2 separate regions of the Homo sapiens genome follow, and region 1 is linked to region 2. Evidence: read pairs that join two places in POLR2A ChIA-PET (ENCODE). Cell type or tissue: Caco-2. All regions are shown on one strand. Each heading gives the region's core, and the rest is flanking DNA. Links, peaks and the distances in the headings are about the cores only. Region 1 overlaps LARP4B (La ribonucleoprotein 4B). Region 2 has its middle 13 kb from the start of GTPBP4.

What was found. ChIA-PET counts read pairs that join two places held together with the same protein. Peaks named below come from ENCODE experiments on the same cell type or tissue, not always from the same donor. Only the 100,000 strongest peaks of a DNase experiment are listed, where the experiment ranks them.
Region 1: POLR2A ChIA-PET joins it to region 2 with 5 read pairs; 5 of 35 experiments call an interaction of 5 or more read pairs at or near these places.

Annotation. Positions count from the first base shown.
Region 1 is chr10:858,146-870,785 of GRCh38, forward strand. LARP4B (La ribonucleoprotein 4B) reads right to left here. Exons shown (of 18, transcript NM_015155.3): 4 at 5,978-6,125; 5 at 5,598-5,738. Among named protein-coding and RNA genes, the nearest start is that of LARP4B, 67 kb to the right of the region's middle. RefSeq lists an enhancer at 4,771-5,615. In Caco-2, for the core only: no CTCF peak of the experiment used is centred there; no DNase peak of the experiment used is centred there.
Region 2 is chr10:968,897-981,536 of GRCh38, forward strand. It overlaps a transcript of LARP4B not described here. Among named protein-coding and RNA genes, the nearest start is that of GTPBP4, 13 kb to the right of the region's middle. RefSeq lists an enhancer at 5,153-5,447. In Caco-2, for the core only: no CTCF peak of the experiment used is centred there; DNase peaks (open chromatin) are centred at 2,459, 2,925 and 5,295; H3K4me3 peaks cover 214 bases.

The DNA.
Region 1 (12,640 bases), core at 1,431-9,430, 110 kb before region 2:
TCTTGTAGGCCCACAGTTAAAATTCCAGGCTTTCCCTGCGGTGGCCTATTAGACACACAGCCCAATGCAACAGAAGAGAGGGCCGAGAAAGAAATCCTTGCATACATGGCCAATTGTTTTTTTTAACAGGCGTGCCACGATCGTTCTATAGAGAAAGGGCAGTCTTTTCAATAAATAGTGCAAGGACAACTGGATATCCACATGCAAAAACAAAGTTGGATCCATACTTTATACCATATACAAAAATTAACTCAAAATGATCAAAGATCTAAATGTAAGACCCGAAATGATAAAACTCAGACGAAAACACAGACAAAACCTTCATTATAATAAATTCAACAATGTTATCTTAGATATGACACCAAAGGCATAGGCAGCCCAACAAAAAATAAACAAACTGAACATTATGAACATTTTAAATTTTGTACATCAAAAGACACTTTGAATAAAATAAAAAGGCAACCCATATAATGGAAGAAAATAATTGTGATTGATGTATCTGATCAGGGATTAATACACAGAATATATTGAGAACTCCTAAAGACATTAACAAAAACCTGATTCAAAAATAGGCAAAGGATTTGAATAGACATTTATCCAAAGAAGACAAATGGCCAATAAGAACAAAAAGGGTGCTTGGCATCACTAACCATTAGGGAAATGCAAGCCAAAACTACAAAGATATACCCACTAGAATGACTACTATCAAAAAAATCAGAAAATAGGCTGGGCGCAGTGGCTCATGCCTGTAATCACAGCACTTTGGCAGGCCGAGGCAGACAGATCACCTGAGGTCAGGAGTTCGAACCCAGCCTGGACAACATGGTTGAACCCTGTCTCTACAAAAAATACAAAAGTTAGCTGGGTGTGGTGGCTCACGCCTGTAATCCCAGCACTTTGGGAGGCTGAGATGGGCAGAGGTCAGGAGTTTGAGACCAGACTGGCCAACATGGTGAAACCCCGTATCTACTAAAAATACAAAATTTAGCTGGGCGTGGTGGCTCACACCTGTAATCTAGGCTACTTGGGAGGCTGAGGCAGGAGAATTGCTTGAACCCGGGAGGTGGACGTTGTAGTGAGCTGAGATTGCTCCAGTGCACTCCAGCCTGGGCAACAGAATTATTCCATTTCAAAAAAAAAAAAAAATCAGAAAATAACAAGTATTGGCAAGGATTTAATAAAACTGGAACCCTTGTACACTGATGGTGGGAATGTAAAATACTATGGCCTGTATGGAAAACTGTATGGTGATTCCACCAAAAAAAGTTAAACATAAGAATTACCATATGATCCAGAAATTCTACTTCTGGAAGGCAGTTCAGCAGCTTTCTACAGAACTAAACATACTCTGACCTTATGATCCAGCAATCACACTCCTGGGTATTTACCCAAAGGAGTTAAAAACTTCCTTCCGTACAAAAACCTGCACATGAATGCTAACAGCATCTTTATTTGTAATTGCCAAAACCTGGAAACAACCAAGATGTCCTTCAGTAGGTGAATGACTAAGTAATTTGTAGTATGTCCAGACAATGGAATGTTATTCAGTGCTAAAAAGAAATGAGTTATCAAGCCTTGAAGACATGGAGGAAGCTTAAATGTACGTTACTAAATGAAAGAAACCTATCTAAGAAGGCTACATCCTGCAGGATTCCAACCCTATGACATTCTGGAAAAGGTAAAACTATGGAGACAGTGAAAAAACCAATGGATGCTAGGGGTTGGGGGGAGGGAGGGGTGAGTAGGCAGAACACAGATGACTTTTAGGGCAGGGAAACTACTCTCTCTGATGCTACAATGGAGGGTACATGTCATTATACATTTCTCCAAACCCACAGAACGTACAACACCAAGAGTGAGCCCTCATGTAAACTGTAGACTCCAGGTAATAATGATGTGCCAATATAGGATCATCAATTATACAAAGGCACCCTCTGGTGAGGGAGTGTGAATAGTGAAGAAGGCCATGCATGTGTGGGGGTGGGGGGGAGGGGAGTATATGGGAGATCTCTATACCTTCCACTAAAACTCGCTGTGAACCTGAAAGTGCTCTAAAAAAAACAGTCTTTTTTTTAAAAAGGATGTTTGATAGCATTAGTCCTTAGGGAAACATAAATTAAAGCCACAGTAAGATTCTACTGTCTCCCTTTTACAGCAGCTAAAATTAAAGACTGACCCTGAGGTCATAAGGGTCATAAGGATGTGGTGCTTTAATCCACCACTGGTTGAGAATAGAAAATGGTACCACCACTTTGGAAAACTGCCTTACCATTTCTTAAAAGGATAAACATGCCTACCAGATGATCCAGCTACTCCATTCCTAGGTATTTTACCCAAGAGAAATGAAAACATATGTTTATATGAAATCTTGCTGACAAATGTTCACTTTTATGAACACTTTTTATTGGCAAAGCCACATTTTGAAAACAATCCCAAAATCCATGAATAGGGGAATAGAAAAACAAACTGTGATCTATCCATATCATGAATACTTCTCAGCAATAAAAATAAATGATTAATTCATGTTACAACATGAATCAGTCTCAAAAATAGTAACCTAAGTCAGACAAAAACAGTACACACTGTCAAATTCTATCACACGTCTGTTGTCCAGCAACTTGTGGGGCTGATGCACATCTCTTGGGCCCAGGAGTTCCATCTTTTTTTTTAAAGAGAAAAAAAATCTACGAAACGCAAACTGACATATAGTGATAGAAAACAGACCACTGGGCCGGGCATGAAGGCTTACACCTGTAATCCCAGCACTTTGGGAGGCCGAGGTGGGCGGGTCATGAGGTCGGGAGATCAAGACCATCCTGGCTAACACGGTGAAACCCCGTCTCTACTAAAAATACAAACAATTAGCCGGGTGTGGTGGTGGGCACCTGTAGTCCCAGCTACTGGGGAGGCTGAGGCAGGAGAATGGCGTGAACCCGGGAGGCGGAGGTTGCAGTGAGCCGAGATCACGCCACTGCATTCCAGCCTGGGTGACACAGCAAGACTCCATCTCAAAAAGAAAAAAACAGACCACCGGTTCCACGGAGAAAGGAGAGGGCACAGGAAGCTCTTCCTGGTGTTTGGGATGTTCGTGATCTTGATTGTGCTGAGGATTTTACAGGTACAGAACAACTTATCAAACTGGGTGGACAAAGCAAAGAGGAATGAAAGAGGCAACACATTAATAATGTATTATTTCCTCAATTGTCTGTAAGCTACAGAAAATCTGGGGTATACCTGAAGTATATGATGTTTATTGTACATCGGTTATGCCTCACTAATGCTTTATAGGAGTGAGAGAGGGAGTAGGTGGAGGCAGATGAAGGAGGAAGACAAAGCAGAAGGTATTCTTTTTCTTCTTTTTGAAAATAGTTTTAAATACCCCTTTTAAAAAGAATCACCTTTTGAAATTAAACTTTCCAGAATATACTTTAACATGTTGTTATTTCACTTTTGATAATGTTCCCTATCTTCTATCTTCAGATAGATTTTAACATGTTATTTCACTTTTGGTAACGTTATCTATCTCCTGTCTTCAGGCAGATTTTCACAAGTTATTTCACTGTTGATAACATTACCCATCTTCCATCCTCAAGACAGATCTTCACATCTGTCTACCTCCTATCTATCTTCCATCTTCTGTATAAATTCTGACCCCAGTTCAAGATTAGGTCATTTCAATTTAGTCTGAAACTTAAATTGTTTATTTTGAACCATTTTACTTCCTACCATTAGGATTCTCACTCCCTCAATGTATAATGCCTTTTTATCTTTTGTAAAAATCTGTTTTAATGATGAGCATTCCTTTCCTTTGCCATCTTAAATTCAATGGACTCTAACATGACTCCAGTTTATCCCAATGTTCTGCCATTCCCAAGTCACTAACCAGTTACTGGTGAATTAACAAGGGGGATGTAATCAAATTACATTGCTGAATACTGGCCTTCCTCAGATTTAGAAAACTGCTCATGTAGACGGGAAATTCACTTTATGCAAATTCAAGATGGCAAATTTATATTTACAAGAAACAAGCATGGCTTAATTTTTGTACCTTTATAAATACTTGATTCATTTTACCAAACAATTATTTAAAGCAATAAGCTCCACTGAAGTTAAAAAAAAAAAAAAAAAAAAAAAAACAACCGTCACAGAACATCTACACATTTTCCCTCTTAAGTGACAGTTTCTGACTTTGACAGTCTTAAGCCAATGAAGTCATTCTGCATGGCTGTGCCTTACAGCATCGAGGTCTGGCCTCTCCAGCCCTGCCCAGTGCATTCCCTGGTCACTGGGATAACGAAAAGCCCATGGCAAGTGGGGTGGGGGAGGGGACAGGGACTGGTTAAGAACAATTGTGGTAATAAAAATGAAAACATGAGAGGCCGAGGCGGGCAGATCACAAGGTCAGGAGATCGAGACCATCCTGGCTAACATGGTGAAACCCCATCTTTACTAAAAATACAAAAAATTAGCCGGGCGTGGTGGCAGACGCCTGTAGTCCCAGCTACTCAGGAGGCTGAGGTAGGAGAATGGCATGAACTCAGTAGGCGGAGCTTGCAGTGAGCCGATGTCTCACCACTGCACTCCAGGCTGGGTGACAGTGAGACTCCGTCTCAAAAAAAAAAAATGAAAACATGAAAAAGTTCCTGCATTTCCAGTAACGTGTGGTACACTCCATAACTGGGCCTGAACATCTCCTTTCCCACCTACTCTCTTCCTTTCCGTTTTTTAGCCACTACTACATACTAAGGTACTTACAACCCTACATGAGAACAACAGAGATTCTATCCAGATGGTCTTACATTTGCTTTCCTCCAAGCCATTCTTTCACACTCCTGCAAAATTTACCTTCCCCAAACAACTTATTTTCTTCATGTCACTCATTTCCTCATCAACAGGAAAGAAGTTCAAATGTGAATGGCTTCTAAGACTTGCAAATGGGGCCTCAATTGCCCCTACCTACAATACCACAGCATTCCCTCTCTATCCCCCTCCCTTTACCCAAACTGTCTTACTCTCAAATCCAACATTAACGTTCCACCTCTGCACTTTTACTGACACTTCGCACTACTAAATAGGTTTCATTTTTTTTTTTTTTTGAGATGGAGTCTCGCTCTGTCGCCCAGGCTGGAGTGCAGTGGCACGATCTCGGCTCACTGCAAGCTCCGCCTCCAGGTTCACGCCATTCTCCTGCCTCAGCCTCCCAAATAGCTGGGACTACAGGCGCCCGCCACCACGCCCAGCTGATTTTTTTTGTATTTTTTTTTTAGTAGAGACGGGGTTTTACCGTGTTAGCCAGGATGGTCTTGATCTCCTGACCTCGTGATCTGCCCGCCTCGGCCTCCCGAAGTGCTGGGATGACAGGCGTGAGCCCCCGCGCCCGGCCCAGGTTTCATCTTTTGAGACCTTACATTCCTCCATGGCACCTCCCTAACCAGGGCCTCTCATCTTCTCTGCATCCACATAAGGGTGAGTTTAAAGTAGAATTAAAAGCAGGCAAAGAAAGACCCATTGTGTAGAGAATGTTAATACTCTAAATAAAAAAAATAAATAAAGCAGCCCATATTCCCTGGGAAAATGCACCCATAAGATATGTTTACCTGTCTCGCTATTTTCAGGCAGAGAGTCATATTCTGAGGGACCCAGAGCGAGAGCGTTCATGTCTGCTGGGTCCGACTCCTGCGGGTCTGGCAATGCGGCATTCTCATGGCCCTGGTCACCATCACCATTGGCATCCGATCCTACAATTAGGAGTTTACCCCAAAAAGGCAGGGTTAGAAGCATAACTTTCTCTTAAAACAAAGCTTACACTTGCAGTGACTCAACTTCTTTAGACTGTAAAAGACCTCTGGGCTCTCAAGCACTGCCACATACCATGACACAGTTATGAATGAACAACATCTTAAAGACAGATTAAAATGGCAACAAAAGCACAGGCCTGAAAGCAGGGGGCTGCACACCACGGCCATGCTCAACTTACCCTGCGGGCCACGGTCTGCGTGGTGGCCAGCCACCTCCTCCCATGCAGCACTCACACCGTCAGCAGCACTGCTTGCTTCCAGATGTAACACAGGAGCCCCCCACACTTCTGCATTAGGGTTCAGCTCTGAAACCTTAGTTGCTGGTACCTAGGAAGAAATGTAAGATAGACATTTGTATCCAAATGTCAACCAAATACAATTTTACTCATTAATGCAGAGTTAAGAGACATCAGATATAGGCTCCAAAGGCTCAGCCTATGTATTTATACACACCTTTGGAATGAAATCAGGTTCAAAATTAAAAAAAAAAAAAAAGCAGTCAGAATTCCATTAAATTCCCCCCAAGTTTTAAGTTCCTCCTCCCAAGACCAAGGCTTGCAGAGATGGGGAAGGACACGCCTGCCACCAAAAGATTCAGTGTTTCACAAACTATACCTGAGGAATAGCTGGTGACTTCCTAGACTCCTAATAAAATCACAATTCAGGGTTTTACAAACTTGAATACAAGGCAGATGAATAAAATTCTAATTAGAAAGCTTAAACAAGTCAGCAGGGCGCGGCGGCTCACACCTGTAATCCCAGCACTTTGGGAGGCCAAGGCGGGCGGATCACCTGAGGCCAGGAGTTCATGACCAGCTTGGCCAACATGGAGAAACCTTGTCTCTACTAAAAATACAAAATTAGCCGGGCGTGGTGGCGCATGCCTGTAATCCCAGCTACTCGAGAGGCTGAGGCAGGAGAATCACTTGAACCCAGGAGGCGGGGGTTGCAGTAAGCTGAGATCGCACCACTGCACCCAACCTGGGGGACAGAGCAGAACTCCATCTCTAAAACAAAAGAAAGAAAGAAAGCTTCAAAAAGTCACATAAACAAAAGGTGTAGAAGATGAAAATTGCTCCTAAGAATGAAGGTGTTCTAACAGGTCTGTCAGGGATACTACAGGATAAGAAAGCTCAGGCATCCTTTGAGGAAGAAGATAAAATATCTCATATTTTTCACAGAACTACCTGTTCCCATTCCCAATAGAGCTTCAGTATCACCTTGAAAGAAAATCCACAGGTGACCATGAAGCTGCTAGTCCAGTGTTCTGGACAACGGACTCTCAGATCACTGGGGCTGAGGCCAAAGCTGCCATGGACAGCTGTGGAACATGGGCTAAACCTCACCTGGAAGACAGCACAACAACATGATGCCTGGCACATACCAAGCTCATCGGCCATCATGACAGTCACGCATGCTCAGTTAGTCCCACAGGGCAGTCCTCTACTCAAAACCCTCCCGCATCAGCTTGGCTCATTTGGAGTAAAAGACGAAGTTCCCACTGCAGCCACAGCGCCCTCCTGTGCTCACTGCTCCCTGGCCTTGTCCATTTCCAGGCACACTGACCTCCTTGCTGTCTCTGGGCACACTGGCACTTTTGCTCTTCCCGTCCGTCTGTCCAGAACATCCTGCCCAGAGACTGGGGACTGGTGGTCCTTCCTGACACAGCGAATAAACCCACAAAAGTCCCCCACCATGTGGATACTCCCTACTCCCCTGATTTTTCTGATACAAGCCTTTCTTATGCTTACACAAGCACTCCCCAAAGCCTAAAGAAAAGTCAAATGTCCAAACACACAATCCTTCAACAAACTTACACATGATTTGCCTTTTCAAATGTGCCACCCACCTTCACACCACAGTGCAGGAAGTCAAAGCTTCTGGAGGAAGGGACAGGTCCCTGGTCCCCGGTGCCCCTTGGAATCAGGCTGCAAGCTGGGAGCAGTTACACTGCACTACCCCAGCATGCAGCATAGACACACCAGTTTCTGCGGCCCAGAACACAGGAGAAGGGCTGGAAAGGACCACCATGAGCCGTCAAATAAACGATGGGTGCATTAACAATTTTTAAAAGACAGAATAAATCCACATTGGCTCAGGTGATGGGGCTGGTAGTAAAAAACATGAAACTATTTCTGAAACTGAGAGAAGGCAGCTGATGTGGTTTGTTCGTTCCTGCTCCCCCAGTCACTGGAGCACCAATGAGCACCATGCCCATAAAACCAGGTGTTTAAATGAGTATCTATCTGGAATTCTTTTTAGTTTTTGTTTTAAGTACTGGTGATAGGGCAAATTATTGGGTTCCTTCAAGAATATTATAATCAAGAAGCACCAATTCTTCAATTTTCCTTCTTGCATTGCATCTAAACTTCATTTTTGGCCTCTGCTTCTGCATAGTGTTACTTGCCCTCTTCTCTCTCATCCACCCATCTGTCCAACAAGTGCCTCTGACATGTTCACCAGCATGCTTGTGCCAGGCACGGCACTGAGCTGGCAGGTGTGATGGTGAAGGAAGCAGACAGGAGCTCATGGAGCTACATGAGGGGGCAGGAGACAGCCACAGGTCACCCACAACACTGCCTCTGGCAGCGTTTACGCCGCTCCACCTGATCTGTTGTCTTTGTAAATTCATTTCTCTATTCTCTTTCCCACTCTAATACTTCCATACATCACCTTTCCTAATTAGACCCAGTCTGTTTTCACCACCACCACACAATCCAGTTTTCCAGCCTCGGTTCCATTCCATCCACTTAGCTGGCTCCCCTCAGCTCATGCACATACTACACGTGCTTTAAATTCCCAACACTAACTAACAGTAACCTTCTCTATTATTAGTACCTTTTGCAGTTGACTGTCCTATAGTACCAAAATACATTTTGTGGTTTATTAATACAGACCAACAGCACTTTGAAAGCAGTGACAGCATGGCTGTTGGGGCTCCCGTGGCCCTCGTGTTCCTCCTATTCCAGGGTGGCAGTCACCATGGGCATTTTCCTCACTGTAGTACTGCTGATAGCCAGCACAGTCCTGAATTCAGTAGGGAGGTGCTCAAGATATATGAGGAATGAATCAATGTTTAATAAATAACATAAATTTATATTTTCCACTATTTGACAACTTCTGCAAGGTTTTATGCCACAAATGACTAGGACTCTACCCTTAACCAATGACTACCTCTTAGTGAAGAAGTCCAAATCAAGTGTATGCAGTTAGGAAATGTTCAATCAATGCTGTGACTGAAGAGATGTCACCAGGAATGAAAGAATGAAGATGTCTTTTAAGGCTTAATGACATTCAAGGATCTACCACGTGCTGAGCACATTCTACGCACTTCCTTGTACTGAATCAGAACAAGTCTTGGAGGTCGTTATTCACTGGACTCATTTCACAAATGAAAAAACCAAGGCAGAGAAAGGTAGAGTAACTTCCCCATAAAAACGATGGTAATTAGAAAGTTAGATTCTAAGCAATTGCGTTCAGCAAAATTCAACACTCATCAAGAGTTCATTAACTTATAATTTATGAGAAATAGTTTGTATTAAACAAAGATCTGAATCTCCTACTATTTCTATAAAATATGGTTATTCTCTTGCAGTAATATGGAACTCTAAATGGTTATCAAGAACTCCAGCGTCGGCCGGGTGTGGTGGCTTATGCCTGCGATCCCAGCATGTTGGGAGGCCAAGATGGGCAGATCACTTGTGGTCAGGAGTTCAAGTCCAGCCTGGCCAACATGGTGAAACCCCGTCTCTACTGAAAATACAAAAGTTAGCTGGGTGTGGTGGCACACACCTGTAATCCCAGCTACTTGGGAGGCTGAGGCAGGAGAATCATTTGAACTCAGGAGGCGGAGGTTGCAGTGAGCTGAGATAGTACCACTGCCCTCCAGCCTGGGTGACAGAGCAAGACTCCATCCTTGAAAAAAAAAAAAAAAAAAAAAAAACTCCAGTGTCGTCTGCTTGACTATAAGTCTTATTTTTCCATTAAAAATGTATGGCTAAGCAATGGTTATTAAAACCACAGGCAAGCTGACCTTAACAGCCACATTCCAAAGTGAACATGCCTGAGTTCTGATGCTTTAAATAAACCCTTCCACCCCACCCCATCCTGTGCGAAACAATATGCTCCACTTTGAAAAATAACGTATCAATTAATAAGCTTGTATAACTACCGATACGAGACAGAACAGTCTCTCTGACAAGTTACTGACTAGGAACTGGAGTAATTAATGCTGGAGAAGGGGGACTGGCCGGTGAGGTACAGAAAGCAGGTGAGAAATAGGGGAAAGAAACATTCCATGCAAGCACCAACCACTCCTACAGATGCACTAAAAAGCTTAGTAATTCAGGGCAATTTGCTGACTTCAGAACCATACAAGGCTCTACCTCCAGTTCTTTGTGAAATGGAGTAATAGCTGCTATATTAAGATTTGCTTAAAAAAAAAAAAAAAAAAAGACACCTGTAACAGCACTTTGAAAATTGAAGCTCTGAAAGGCAAGGCACCATCGTTAAACGTGGTAACGCTTCGTATGAGAATACTGTTTGGGAATACCTCATAATGGAAAAGCTAATTTAAAACTGGAAGCACACCTCTCACTTAGGCATCATTTATGCTCTTTGTTGATGTCTGAGGCAGTGACACTGGTAACTAACTGAAAATTATGTCACTTCTGTAAAAGATTAACTGCAGATTATCTTAAAGATGTAGTTTTATACTGTTTTGCCTCCACAACTATTTAAGGAGCAAAACTAATGAATTTGAACATAACTCTCTCCAGAAAAACTCCCAGTGTGGGCACGGAAATAAAAGAGGTTGATGGATCATTCCTTACACTACAGAAGGGGATTTCTACTTGTTTATTTCCATATAGTAAGTGTTGACATTTGAGCCATCTCTACCTCCTTAATATCAATACTTTTCCTTGCTTCATTGCCCACAAAAATCATGAATAAACCACTGGTTGAATAATGAGATCTTGCTACTCTGAGTATGTGCTTTCAATCACACTGCTTCGATAAATGTCTGTTTTGTGGAAGAAAACTAATTTCCTGTTGTTGAATGATGTTGACATTTATTACAGAATTTCTGGAAAGATGCTCAAATTAGCTGCCCATAGAGTCATTTGCTAAGCTTCTTCCAAACCAGAGGGACAGCCTTATCTCGGGGTTCTGAAAAAGAAAGAGCTCCACAGTAATTCTAACTGCAAGAAGACAGAACCAAGATTTCATAGGCAGTTAAAAGCAGCAAATTCTACCTGCCTCAGACACATACAAAGATATAAGGAAGCACAGATTTTTAGGTAAGTTTGTCTTCTGCAGTGTGACTTATACCTTCAATGGGCTCACATGCTTATCGAATCAACTACACTGCCCACGAGATAAGATGCCCTCAAAGGGCTCTGACAACACTGCGGCCAGGAAGACAGAAGAGCTGGCAAAATTCACAGACAGAAAAAAGTCAACACAGAGCTCAGGGCATGCTTTAGTGCTAACAAGAGTTTGCACACAACCTCTGGCTTAAGTACACCAAACAAGAATTCATATTCTCCAATTTGGAAATCATTAATGTTATAGTAATTCACAGCCATATATAAGCATTCAAATAACTACCCACTGTTTAGAGTAAATCTTTATTAATTTTAAGTTAAAAACAATTAAAATTGGCCAGCCCGGTGGCTCATGCCTGCAATGCCAGCACTTTGGGAGGCTGAGGCGGGTGGATCTCCTGAGGTCAGGAGTTCAAAACCGGCCTGGCCAACATGGCGAAATCCCATCTCTAAAAATACAAAAATTAGCCAGGTGTAGTGGCACATGCCTGTAATCCCAATTACTCGGGAGGCTGAGTCACGAGAATTACTTGAACCCGGCAATCACTTGAACTTGGGAGGTGGAGGTTGCAGTGAGCTGAGATCACGCCACTGCAACTTGGGTGACAAAAGTGAGACTCTGTCTCAAAAAATAAATAATAATAATAATAATAATAATAATAATAATAATAATAATAATAAATTAAAATGTATAGCCCAGCATACCGCAGCACAATAGTAAACACACAGAAAACATACTTACGAACTGTCCGTCTCTATCATGCCATCCCCAAACAACACCGTCCTCTGACACCGGTAGCTGAGGAGTGTTTTCTGAAAACAAAGCAATTTCCAAGGCCTGTGGCTTATGGTGCAGATCCTCACTAAATATTGTTTCACCTTCTAGAGCACCTTTTGTGACTGTATTAGTCCAGAGATAGCCCATTTGATATCCACCACAACCACTGGCCAGTCTTTCAGAAAATGCTGGGTTTCCTAACCCTCCCATCGGGTAATAGGAAAATTCACTCAAAAAACGGGAGACTCCTTCTGGGAAACTCTGCCAATCCACTTTTGAGGGATGTTCACATCTATTTAGGACACCTTCTGTGAGTGATAAAATGTGGCCACTACTTGGTACAATCGTGTCTTTGCTGTCCACGGGGACAGCGGGAATCCCCTGCGCTGCATCGCAGGGGGCACCTGTGTATCTGTCCGCTAGGGTGGGATCAACACCAACCAGAAAGAAATTGCCACTGGGAGTGTCACGTGACTCTATTTTCTCAAAACTCACCTTAGCATTTCCCATAAAACCCATTTCACCATTTAAAGTCGACTGTGTAAGAGTGGACTTGGCGTTTCCTTCTTTGAAATGGTGTGCACGTTCACTCGTCCCACATGGACCCAGGCAGTCAGTAATTCTGGGGTCAATACTATCTTTCTCCAAATAAAGTCTCTCTTCCTCTTCTTTACATGTTAGTTTTGGTTTACTCAACCCTGATGTATTATTACCAAAGATACCAGAAGCTTCTTCAA
Region 2 (12,640 bases), core at 2,024-10,023:
GTGTCTGTGGAGAAAGCTGTTATGATCTTATGCTTTATTCATTGTGCATTCCCCGGAACAACAGCTATTCTCCAAGCCCTGTGACCTTCGGAGTCGGTAGAACACATCTTCCGTGTGCCCTTGGGCCTTGGCACCGTATCTTAAGAGAGACTTGGGCAGACAAGTGCAGACTGAGATAAGGTAAAACACCAGGAACTCTGTCTTATGAGGAATAGTGGAAGGAAATGGGAATAATTTCTGGATTGGATAGGATTTCAGGCAAACACGAAAGATCTTTTCAAATATTTGGGAGGAAAGTAAGGGGAAAAAATGGTTCCTTTTACGAGGTAGGCAGTGACAACCTGTATTGTGTCTTCCTCCATTTACCTTCCCGGTTTGTTCTCCCATCTCCCAACTCCACTCCAAGTGACGGTTCAGACTTTGAATTCAGCTGCTGCGGGTGTTTTCCAGAAAGCTTGATGACAAGGGCTCTTCTTGACTTTTATAAAAGCTTGGAAGAATGTAGTGGTAGGGTAGATAGAGGAGTGATGTGTTTAAGAATTAGGAGAAAAGGCTCGGCACGGTGGCTCACACCTGTAGTCCCAGCACTTTGGGAGGCAGAGGTGGATAGATTACTTGAGGCCAGGAGTTTGAGACCAGCCTGGCCAACATGGCAAAATCCTGTGTCTACTAAAAATACAGAAATTAGCCAGGCGTGGTGGCACACGCCTGTAGTCCCAGTTACTCAGGAGACTAAGGCACAAGAATTGCTTGAACCAGGAGGCAGAGGCTGCAGTGAGCCAAGATTGCGTCATTGCACTCCAGCCGGAACAGCACAGCAAGACTCTGTCTCAAAAAAAAATAAAAGAAAATTAGGAGAAAAAGAACTGCTCTGGGAAGAAGGGAATGGAACTATCCCAAGATTAGAGGAAGGCTGACTCCCATTTTATGGAGATGTCCAAAAGAGAGGACCTCACATGCAGCTGACGGGAGTTCGTGACCTGCATGCCCACATGGAAGGTAAGGGACCGTGAGCATTTTGGCAGTCATGAGCCCACATGGAAGGCAAGGGACCGTAAGCATTTCAGCAGTCATGAGCCCGGACTGACGCCTGCAGGAGGTCCCTGGGTGCTAGGCTCTGCCACAACTCCGGTGACCTCTTTGTTGTCCCAGGGCCGTCGGGCAGTGACTGGGAACTAATAACGACTGAGATGAAGTGTCGACACAATGCTGATGGAAGGAGGCTTAGACATGAATGGAAATTGACTTAAAGAAATTACTTTCTTGCATGCCTATACTTATGGATTCGATGACTATACATTTATACAGCTCAAGGACAGATCAAGGACCAATGAGTAGAAGGTTCTGGAAGGAAGGTTTAGTTACTGCAAAAAGAAATGTCTAAGCATTGTCACTCCCAGCAGTAGGAGAGTGCTTTTGGAAGCCGGAGCTCCTGCCACAGGGCAGAACACTAACACCCATCTTTCAGGGGCGTTTTAAGGGAAAATTCCATGATGGGTGTCACACACTGGATTAAGCAATATCTTCCACCCCTCCCAAATCTGGGGTTCTGTCATTCTATGAATTATCAGAATCCCTGGCTCACAAGTGGGACTGGACTGAGTCTCTAAGAGCTTGTAAATATTTGCACAGCCGTCCTTTGAAAGCACTCATCGGGACTTCTGTGCCATAACACTCTGCCCTGAGTGACCACTGAAGTGTTTATTTTACTCTGGATCCTCGAATGGGTGACTGAATTCATTTGCAAACAGGGAAAATTCAGCCGTGTCAGCTTTGATTGCTCTCAAGGTCAGAGGTGTTGTTTTCTTTCTTGATGTGTAAGGAATGTGTTTTTTTCTTCTTATGGTAACTGTAAGACCGGACTGAGCATAAAGAGAGAAGACATTTGAAGTACATGTTGCAAGCAGAGCCAGAGGGATTAGGGGCAAAGGAAATGGAAGGCAGAGACTGAGAAGAGACAGTGGAAGTACTAAGGTTACTTCCCAGCCCAGCTGAGCGTTTTATGATGGATGTGTCAGGGCTCCAAGCGGTGGCCTTGGCTCCACTGCCCTGAGATTGCTCTGCTGCGTGTCAGAGGACATCATCAGTGTTTGCAAAATCCAATTAAAGCAGCATTAGTGCACACGGGCACACTGAGCCGCCCAGCACGTTTCATGCCCAGTCCCTCTGGCAGTTCTGCAAGCCCAGCCGCAGTTTTAGAAAAGAGTTATTTGGGTAAGCCTTTGGAACAGAATTTTTTCCTCCAATTTAAATCATTTTTCATTTTATTGAAAACTTCCAGAGCTCCATTTGGTTCTAATATCAAAGCAGGGAAAAGAAACTTTTCCTTCCTTTTTGTGACATGCTTATAAAAATTATTTTTGTCACTCTTAGGTGAATTATTAGCAAGTATGACGTAATGCTGCTGAGATGAAGCACAAGGACAGGGGAGATGCAAGGCAGGAAGGCTGGGCTCCCACCCCTCGCTCCTTACATGTAGAATGTGGAACTGAATCGCAGCTGTTACTGTTACGTAATCCAGGGATACTAGGAAGTAGAAGTGGCCCAAACTATTTTATAACAATAGTAGGAAAAAACATTTTCCTCAATTTGTAAAGATTTCTGATTTTGATTATGTATCAGTCCATAATCTGCATGTACATCCACAGGGTGAAATTGTTTTGCATAATCTGTTTTCGGCCACGGCAGAGTTGCCTGTACTGGAGGAACTCTCCTGCTAATAACGATGATAGCTTCTGTATTAGATATTAAAACAACAGTTTGAAGGCACTAGAGATCACCCAGAAGCTGACAGAAACTGGAAGGGCAAAACCCTTGCAAGGCGGGAGGCAAAGTGAACAAGCTTAGTGTAGCCACATGAGTCTATTTGCTGAGGGCGCTTCCCAGTTCACGCAGGGTGTGTGAAGATAGAGTTCAAATGAGAAGTGCCAATGTTCTGAGCGCGGAGTCTGCTAGTGCCCCGGAGTTCACGTGCTGGAAGCTGAGTTGCTCTTGTAACCGTGTTGGGGCCTTTCTGAGATTAGGCCTGAGGCTTTGCCCCTGTGGATGGAATATGCTTTTGTGTCGGGAGTGGATTCGTTGTCGAGGGAGGTGGCTCCTGATAAGTTCATTCCCATTCCTCTCTCTCTCTCTTTATTTTTTTTTTGAGACGGAGTTTTGCAATTGTTGCCCAGGCTGGAGTAGTGCAGTAGTGCAATCTCAGCTCACTGCAACCTCTGCCTCCCAGGTTCAAGCGATTCTTCTGCCTCAGCCTCCTGAGTAGCTAGGACTACAGGCATGTGTCAACACGCCTGGGTAATTTTTGTATTTTTAGTAGAGACAGGGTTTTGCCATGTTGGCCAGACTTGTCTTGAACTCCTGACCTCAGGTGATCTGCCTGCCTCGACCTCCCAAAGTGCTGGGATTAGAGGCGTGAGCAACCGCACCCAGCCTCTCTCTGTCTCTTGCACCCACTTCCACCAGGGGAAGGCCCTCACCAGATGCTGGCACCATGCTCTTGGACTTCCCAGCCTCCAGAAACATGAGCCAAAAAAACTTCTATTCCTTATGTATTACCCAGTCTGTGGAATTGTGGCAGGACAGTCCACAGCTCTCATTCTATTCTCAGAGGGGTGACAGGTTCCAAAGGGGTTCATGTCCACTCATGTAGAAGCCAGAGGAAGACAGATCACACAGCCACAGCGTCAGAGTTAGACCAAGAAAGGGGTGTTTAGAGACTTCCAAGCAATCATGAAACATTCCATTTCTATGTAAGCCGTTTGACTGGTATGAAGTATGCACTTGCTGAGAATCAAACACTGAGAATATCAGGCATTCTACATTGAGATCTGATATTGACAAGTAAATGACATAAGGCAGAGAAAAGTAGTTAGAAAATAAAGAAGATGCAGCCCCAGGTAGCCGCATTCTTTCCCCTCTCCAAGGCCACACATGCTGCCCAGCAGGTCTTGGCATTACAGAGAATGCTGGCAGTTCTGTCTGTTGTTTGTTTGGAGGGCTCGCTGCTGAGCCACATCGAGTTTTCTGGAGACGCATCAGCTAAGCTACTGAAACCATGCTCAGTTCCTCCCCGTGCAGTAGGCGTTACCACTGTGATTCTGTGGGTGGGACAAAGAGGCAAGGAGGCTAATGGGAGAAGTCGAGGGGCAAGCACCCACTCAGTGCCCACTCAGCTGCTGACCCTGTGCTGCGGGCTGCCTTTCTTGCAGAGAGTAAAGGAGCTCTGGTCTGGTGATGGAGGGGGATGTGCTATGAGAGTCCCACCTGCCAAAGCCCTGATGGAAATGGGCCCAGACTGCTGGAGAGTGCAGCAGGGACAACTCACCGGGGCAGGGGGAGCTCGCAGGGTGGCTGGGATAGCACAACCTCTTCCTCACACAGGGCATGGCACACCCCACTCCTATAAAACAACAACCATTCAGTTCTCACTTAAAAATCCGAACGTGATCCGCTTTTGGTGAACTTTTTTTTTTTGAGACGGAGTCTTGCTCTGTCACCCAGGCTGGAGTGCAGTGGCATGATCTTAGCTCACTGCAAGCTCTGCCTCCCGGGGTCACACCATTCTCCTGCCTCAGCCTCCCAAGTAGCTGGGACTACAGGCACCCTCCACCACACCCGGCTGATTTTTTGTATTTTTAGTAGAGACGGGGTTTCACCATGTTAGCCAGGATGGTCTCGATCTCCTGACCTCGTGGTCTCCCTGCCTCGGCCTCCCAAAGTGCTGGGATTACAGGTGTGAGCCACTGCGCCTGGCCTGTTGAACTTTTAACATACTTCCCTGTGCTCTAGCCACAGCCACACTGGTTCCCGTTAGCTAAATTTTTAACCATACAGTATTGTCATTTGCATGCTGTAGTTAAGAGCTTCCAGAGGTTACATGCACTAGATCTTAACAGCTTAGCCCTCATGAATAACATGTTATCTTCCACCATCTCAGGGAAGCAGTGATACCGTGGAGTGAGAAAAGTGCATTCTCTCAGGATTTCTGCCGTGTTTTCATGCTGAGGTGTGACAGAGTATTTCCAGTCCCCTAACTCTGGTCCATGACCTTAAGTTAGGTGGGAATAACCTTAGGAAGTGCCCTTTCCCCATGTGGTCCTTTACAACCTTCAAAACTCCCAAGGATGGACCCAACTTGACAAACATCAACAGCTCCCTGTGTCCCAAAGGTGGACAGTCGGAGAACCTGGGGAGTGAGCCTGCTTCTGCACAGCTAATCAAACATCACACCTTTTGTGCGAGGTCTGGGAGAGCTGGTTTGGAATGGCAAACACTCGATTCAACCTCCAGACAGCACGGGGTAACCAGGAGGGGCAGTGGTCAAGGTCCCATGAGGAGTGACTCAGCAGGTGCTTTGTCTACATGGCTCGCTCCCACGGAAACCCAGGGCGGGTGGGAAGGGATTTTCCCCTTGAGGAGTGTTCCCTGGGGAGTTTGCCTCTTTCCCCCATTAACTATTTCTCCAGACAATGCTGAGCTTCTGAAACCGCAACTTCCCAGGGAGCCTTACCGTGGCAAATGCGTCTGAGTGTTTCTCAGAGAGGCCTGGGCACCCACGGCCTGTGTGCTCTCAGCTTCCTTCATTGTTCCGGGCCTCGGTTTCCTTATCTATAAATTGGGAATGTGAAAGGCTCTCTTGAAGCCTTGCTCTCGGGACTAGAAATAACTCACGTAAAGCAAGGGGCTGTGGCGTGCACACTGTCATCTGGAAAGCACTGCTCTGACCTGGGCTGCTTGTCTCAGAACACAGAAATGAGGCCAGGCCACTGGTCCGAGCTCCCTCGCCCATTAGGCCAGACTGTAATCGGTTCTGTGTTTACAGAAGTTCAACAAGATGTAGTTTACCTCAACCGTGAAACACCTGCTAATACAGACCTCAAGGGTGCTGTGAAGATTAAACAGCTTCACGCTCATCGAAAGCTTGGAGCTCCACAACATTCAACAAATGTCGGCTGTCACTGTTGCACAGACGCTCAAGCCTCCCACTCTGCCATTCAAGGGTCTGGGGACAGGCATGAGATGATAGTGTGACTGGGAAAGTAGCGGTGGGGGTGGAAGCCAGGGCAGGCTCAGGAGGCTCAAGACCTGGCACTGTTCAGTGGCTGGGATGGGGTCTGGCCTCTGCAGGCCCTGCCTGGCTCCTTGTGTGTCCACTAGTCACCACCACAGCAGATCAAACCAGCACACAGAAATGCCTGTGCTTCAGAGGAAGTCACTTACATAAAAATTTGATGTTTAAAAGGGAAATACATACAAGTTACTTTCATGATTTTATAGGTTCTCAGCAGTCAGAAAAAGTAGCACATCTATTAATGAGAAATAGTTTACAATACAGTTCTCAGATGATGTGCTTGTTTGAATTAATTCTCCTGACGGCATCCACCCGTGGTGTCCCGAGCACACGTCCTGATGCAGCAATAGTGACATGTTGTTTTATTTACTAATGTCCCCACGTGTTTAGTACAGGGTCTGCCGCACAGCTGGAGCTCAGTAAGCGTCTGTTGAATTCAGTTGCGATTCACTAAACACCCTGAGGTGTACTCCTAGAATTTCTTCTTCCAGTCACTGGGGCACAAGCCCTGCCTAGATTTTCATATACAAAATGTTAGGTTTGAAGAAATGGAAGAAATGCTGTTTTCTTAGGTGCAGTCAAGGAGCGACTTTCAAGGGAGCTCCACTGCGTGGCGAATCGTCTGAATGCACACAGGTCTCTTGGGGTGGACGTGACAGAAGCCAGGCAGTGTGAAGTGGGAAACACAATAGGAAGGCAAGAATTGTGGCCCGGCCTAGTACAAGGTAGGCCTGTCGCGTAATGTGCAGCCCGGCCTAGTAGAAGGTAGGCCTGTCACGTAATGTGTGGACCCAGCCTAGTAGAACGTAAGCCTGTCGTGCAACGTGTGGACCCGGCCTAGTAGAATGTAAGCCTCTCGCGCAACGTGTGGACCCGGCCTAGTAGAAGGTAGGCCTGTCACGTAATGTGTGGACCCAGCCTAGTAGAATGTAGGCCTGTCGTGCAACGTGTGGACCCGGCCTAGTAGAATGTAAGCCTGTCGTGCAACGTGTGGACCCGGCCTAGTAGAAGGTAGGCCTGTCACGTAATGTGTGGACCCAGCCTAGTAGAATGTAGGCCTGTCGTGCAACGTGTGGACCCGGCCTAGTAGAATGTAAGCCTGTCGCGTAACGTGTGGACCCGGCCTAGTAGAATGTAAGCCTGTCGTGCAACGTGTGGACCCGGCCTAGTAGAAGGTAGGCCTGTCGCGTAAGGTGCGGCCCGCCCTAGTAGAAGGTAGGTGCTGCGTAATGTGCGGCCCGGCTTAGTAGAATGTAGGCCTATCATGCAACGTGTGGACCCGGCCTAGTAGAATGTAAGCCTGTCACGTAACGTGTGGACCCGGCCTAGTAGAATGTAAGCCTGTCGTGCAACGTGTGGACCCGGCCTAGTAGAAGGTAGGCCTGCCGCGTAATGTGTGGCCCGGCTTAGTAGAATGTAGGCCTATCATGCAACGTGTGGACCCTGCCTAGTAGAATGTAGGCCTGCCGCGTAATGTGCGGTCCGGCCTAGTAGAAGGTAGGCCTGTCGTGTAATGTGTGGATCCAGCCTAGTAGAAGGTAGGCCTGTTGCGTAATGTGCGGCCCGGCCTAGTAGAAGGTAGGTGCCGCGTAATGTGTGGCCGGCCTAGTAGAAGGTAGGCCTGCCGTGTAATGTGTGGCCCGGCTTAGTAGAATGTAGGCCTATCATGCAACGTGTGGACCCTGCCTAGTAGAATGTAGGCCTGTCACGTGATGTGTGGCCCGGCCTAGTAGAAGGTAGGCCTGTCATGTAATGTGTGGCCTGGCCTAGTAGAAGGTAGGCCTGTCGTGTAATGTGTGGACCTGGCCTAGTAGAATGTAGGCCTGTCATGTAATGTGTGGACCCGGCCTAGTAGAAGGTAGGCCTGTCATGTAACGTGTGGACCCGGCCTAGTAGAAGGTAGGCCTGTTGTGCAACGTGTGGACCCAACCTAGTAGAAGGTAGGCCTGTCACGTAATGTGCAGCCCGGCCTAGTAGAAGGTAGGCCTGTTGTGTAATGTGTGGACCCGGCCTAGTAGAACATAGGCCTGTCATGTAATGTGTGGAACTCGCTTTCTTGTCTGCAAAATGAGACACTTGAGGAACAGATCTTTCACTTAGCAGAGAGGAATCAGTGGCATGAGTTTAAATCAGTGAGTCTACCATAAGGTATTTAAATAATGCTGAATTTATTTTATTTATTTATTTATTTATTTATTATTTTTACAGACAGGGTCTGGCTCTGTCGCCCAGGCTGGAATGCAGTGGTGTGATCACAGCTCACTGTGGCCTCTACTTCCTGGGCTCAAATGATCCTCCCACCTCAGCCTCCTGAGTAGCTGGGACTACAGGAACTTGTCACCATGCACAGCTAATTATTTTATCTTTTGTAGAGATGGGATCTCACTGTTGCCCTCTTGAACTCCTGGGCTGAAGAGATCCTCCCAGCTGGGCGCTGTGATGCGTGCCTGTATTCCCAGCTATTCGGGAGGCTGAGGCAGGAGAATCACTTGAACCTGGGAGGTCAAGGCTGCAGTGAGCCAAGATAGTGCCACTGCACTCCAGCCTGGGTCTGGGCTACAAAGCAAGATCCTATCTCAGAAAAAAAAAAAAAAGAGAGAGAGAGAGATCCTCCCGCTTCAGCCTCCCAAGGTGTTGGGATTATAGGCGTGAGCCAACGTGCTGGCCTAGAGTTCTTTTTCTTGTTATTATTCCCTAAACAATATAGTACAACTATTTATATATCATTTACATTGTATTAGGTATTATAAATCACCTAGAGATGACAAAGTACACAGGAGGATTGCATAGGTTATATGCAAATACTATGCCATTTTATACCAGGGACTTGAGCATCCACTGATTTGGGTGTCCACAGGGATTCCTGGAACCAATGCTCCACCCATACCAAGGGATGACTACATACAAAGACCCTGATGAAAGGCAAGGGTGGACTGAGGTCACTGGGTGTGGGGGTGGGTGAGGCAACTCTACCCACACTGCCACACTTTAAAAGTGAGCCCCCCGCCTAGGGTGTGCCAGATGAACTACCCTATCCCATAGGCTATTTCTATAGAGTTACAAACAGAATAATGGGGCTGAAGAATGAGGCCACACATTCAGGAGCCACCTCTAGGCTGGAAACAGTATTTCCACTATTCACTTTTCTTCATCAGTCTTGCCCCAGGTTTGACCATTTAGTCTTTTCCTTATCAACTTTTGTTTTATACAGCATGAATTTCTGCTCATTCCTTCATTTTATTTGTTCTTTTACTTTATTTTGCTGTTCTTAAATTTAAGATGGATGTTTACCTCGTTAACTTTCAGGTAGAATTTTGTACTCATGTACAGAGAAACGAGTTTCTCTTTGTAAGTCAATTTTCGCATTCTATATTTCAAGGTTACGTTATTGGTTTACATTAAAGTTATCTTTATGAATTAAACATTTATTGTACTTATTAACACATTTGGGTTTATAGCTACCATATTATTTGTGGTTTTTCCATTTTTTTGTTTCTTTTCACTTTTTTCTTGCCTTCATTTCAATTAGCTTTTGTTAACCATTTTAGATTTTTTTCTACTAATTTGGAAGTTATACATTCTGCTTGTGTAGTTATAATCATTAACCTAGGAATTATAACAGGGATACTTAATTTACCAAGTCTTAAGTTCATCAGTACTTTACCCTAGTTCTGAAAGTAGGACCTAGAACTCTTAACTCTATCCCTTTCTTGATTTATAGGCTTTATTAATTATGTGTTAAAATGTAATAAGATATTACTATTGTTTTTTATGCACTTTATTTGTTCCTCATTCTGATCACTTTGCTTCTATTGCAAGTATATTATTTAAACTTTCTTTTACAAAGGGTTGGCTTATGGTAAGATTTCTCAGTGTTCCTTTGTCTGTAAATGTTTTTCTCCTCATCCTTAAAGGATATTTTCTCTGGGCATCGAATTCTAGTTTGGCAGCATTGTTTGTTTCCCACCCCCCCTCCTTAATATTGAAGATATTCCACTGTCTCCTGTCTCTCAATGTTACTGTTGAGCAGTCAGCTGTCACACTCACTGTTGCTCTTTTGATGGCAATCTGGCTTTTCCTTTCAGTTGCTTTTAACAAATTGTTCTTGGCTTTGGTATTCTGCATTCTGTCTATGATTTCTTATTTATCATTCTGGTACTTTATCTTTCCTGGAAAAATCTTAGTCTTTATATCTTCAACCATTGCCTCCTTCCCTTGCTCCTTCTCCTGTCCTTCTGGAGTACTTATTGGACAAACATTTGCTCTCAATCCTACCGGTCTTCTCAATCTATTTCAATCTGCTTAAGTTCAGTGTTGTGTGTTTTCCATTTGCCCCTCCAGATTGTGTCTTCCTCTGCCCTGCTCTATGCCCCTGGAAGTTGACTTCTACAGACTGGATGTCCAGGCCCTCTTGCATTCTGGCTGTTGGGTTAGTCAAAGGGAGGCCCCAGCAGAATTATAAGGAGGAGAGACTGCTCTGGTTATTAATTTCTCTCACTCCCTTTCTGCAGGGCTGAGCCTTGGTGTCACTGTGTTCCTCTATGGCTGTGGCTCCCACCTAGGGCCCTTCTACATGGTTTTAGCATTTGCTAGGTTCTATCATTGCCTTAACCCTCAGTCCTATGAATTGTGATGGCTTCCCACAGTTGCCAGTTAACTGGGTCCTTTGTCATCCTTTGTTGGTTCTTTTAACCCAGCTAACACTTCTGTTAATAGTGTCTTCAGCCAGATGCGGTGGCTGATGCCTGTAATCCCAGCACTTTGGGAGGCTGAGGTGGGTGGATCACGAGGTCAGGAGATAGAGACCATCCTGGCTAACATGGTGAAACCCCGTCTCTACTAAACATACAAAAAATTAGCCAGGTGTGGTGGTGGGCACCCGTAGTCCCAGCTACTCGGGAGGCTGAGGCAGGAGAATGGTGTGAACCCAGGAGGCAGAGCTTGCAGTAAGCTGAGATCGCACCACTGTACTCCAGCCTGGGTGACAGAGCGAGACTCTGTCTTTACTTCCAAGACACAGTGGAGATATAGGCAGCATTGGGTAAACATTCCCATTCCAAAAGGGAGAAATCAGCCAAAAGAAAGGCACTACAGGCCCCAGGCAAACAAAACCTAGCAGGAGTCATTAAATCTTAAGGCTCCAAAATAACCTCCTTTGACTCCATGTCTCACATCCAGGGCACACGGCTGCAAGGGTGGTCTCCCAAGGCCTTGGGCAGCTCTGCCCCTGTGGCTTTGCAGGGTTCAGCCCCCTGGGCTGCTCTCACCAGTTGGAGTTGAATGCTTGTGGCTTTTCCAGGTGTAGGGTGCAAGCTGCTGGTGGATCTACCATTCTGGTTTCTGGAGGATGATGGTCCCCTTCTCATAGCTCCACTAGGCAGTGCCCCAGTGGGGACTCTGTGTGGGGGCTCCAACCTCACATTTCCCCTTGGCACTGCCATGGCAGAGGTTCTCTGTGAGGGCTCTCTCCCTGCAGCAGGCTTCTCTGTGCACTCAGAATTTCTCATACATCCTCTGAAATCTAGGTGGAGGCCACCAAGAGTTCTTCATCCTTGCATTCTGTGCACCTGCATGCTTAACACCATGCAGGAGCTGCCAACGGTTATGTTCTCCAAAGTGGCGGTCCAAGCTATAACTGGGCCCCTTTGAACCACGGCTGCAGCTAAGCAGCTGAAATGTGGGAAGCAGTGTCCCAAGGCTGTGCAGGGCAATGGATACCCTGGGCCTGACCCGTGAAACCATTCTGCCCTCCTAGGCCTCTGGGCCTATGATGGGAGGGGCTCCTGGGAAGATCTCTGAAATGCCTTCAAGCCTTTTTCCCCATTATTTTGGCTCGCTTTTAGTTATGCAAATATCCCTAGCAAGTGGTCATTCTGCAGCCTGCTTTAGTTCCTCTCCTTAAAAAGCTTTTTCTTTCTGTGCCACATGGCCAGGCTGCAGATTTTCCAAAGTTTTATACTCTGCTTCCTGTTTAAATGTAAGTTCCAACATTAGGTCATTTCTTTGCTCCCCCATCTGAGGTAAGCTGTTAGAATTAGCCAGGCTATCTCTTGAACACTTTGCTGCTTAGTAATTTCTTCTGTCAGATGCCCTAAAGCATCACTTTTTAGTTCAAACTTCCACAGATCCCCAGGGCACGACTAGAATGCAGCCAAGCTCTTTGCTAAGGCATAACAAGGGTGACTTTTGATCCAGTTCCCAATAATTTCCTCATTTCTATCTGAGACCTCAGCAGCCTGGACTTCACTGTCCATATCACTATCAGTATTTCGGTCACAACCACTGAACCAGTCTCTAAGATGTTCTAAGCTTTCCCTCATCATCCTGTCTTCCTCTGAGCCCTCCAAAGTCTTCCAACCTCTGCCTATTACCTAGTTCCAAAGTTAATTTTATGTTTTCAGGTATCTTTATAGCAATGCTCCACTCGTTGGTACCAATTTTCTGTGATCCAAACACCTTGCACGAGGCCCCACCTCCAGCACTGGGGATTACAATTCAATATGAGATTTGGGTGGGAAAAATATCCAAACTATATCACTAAGTAATATTTAGATAACTTTAAAGGGTGTT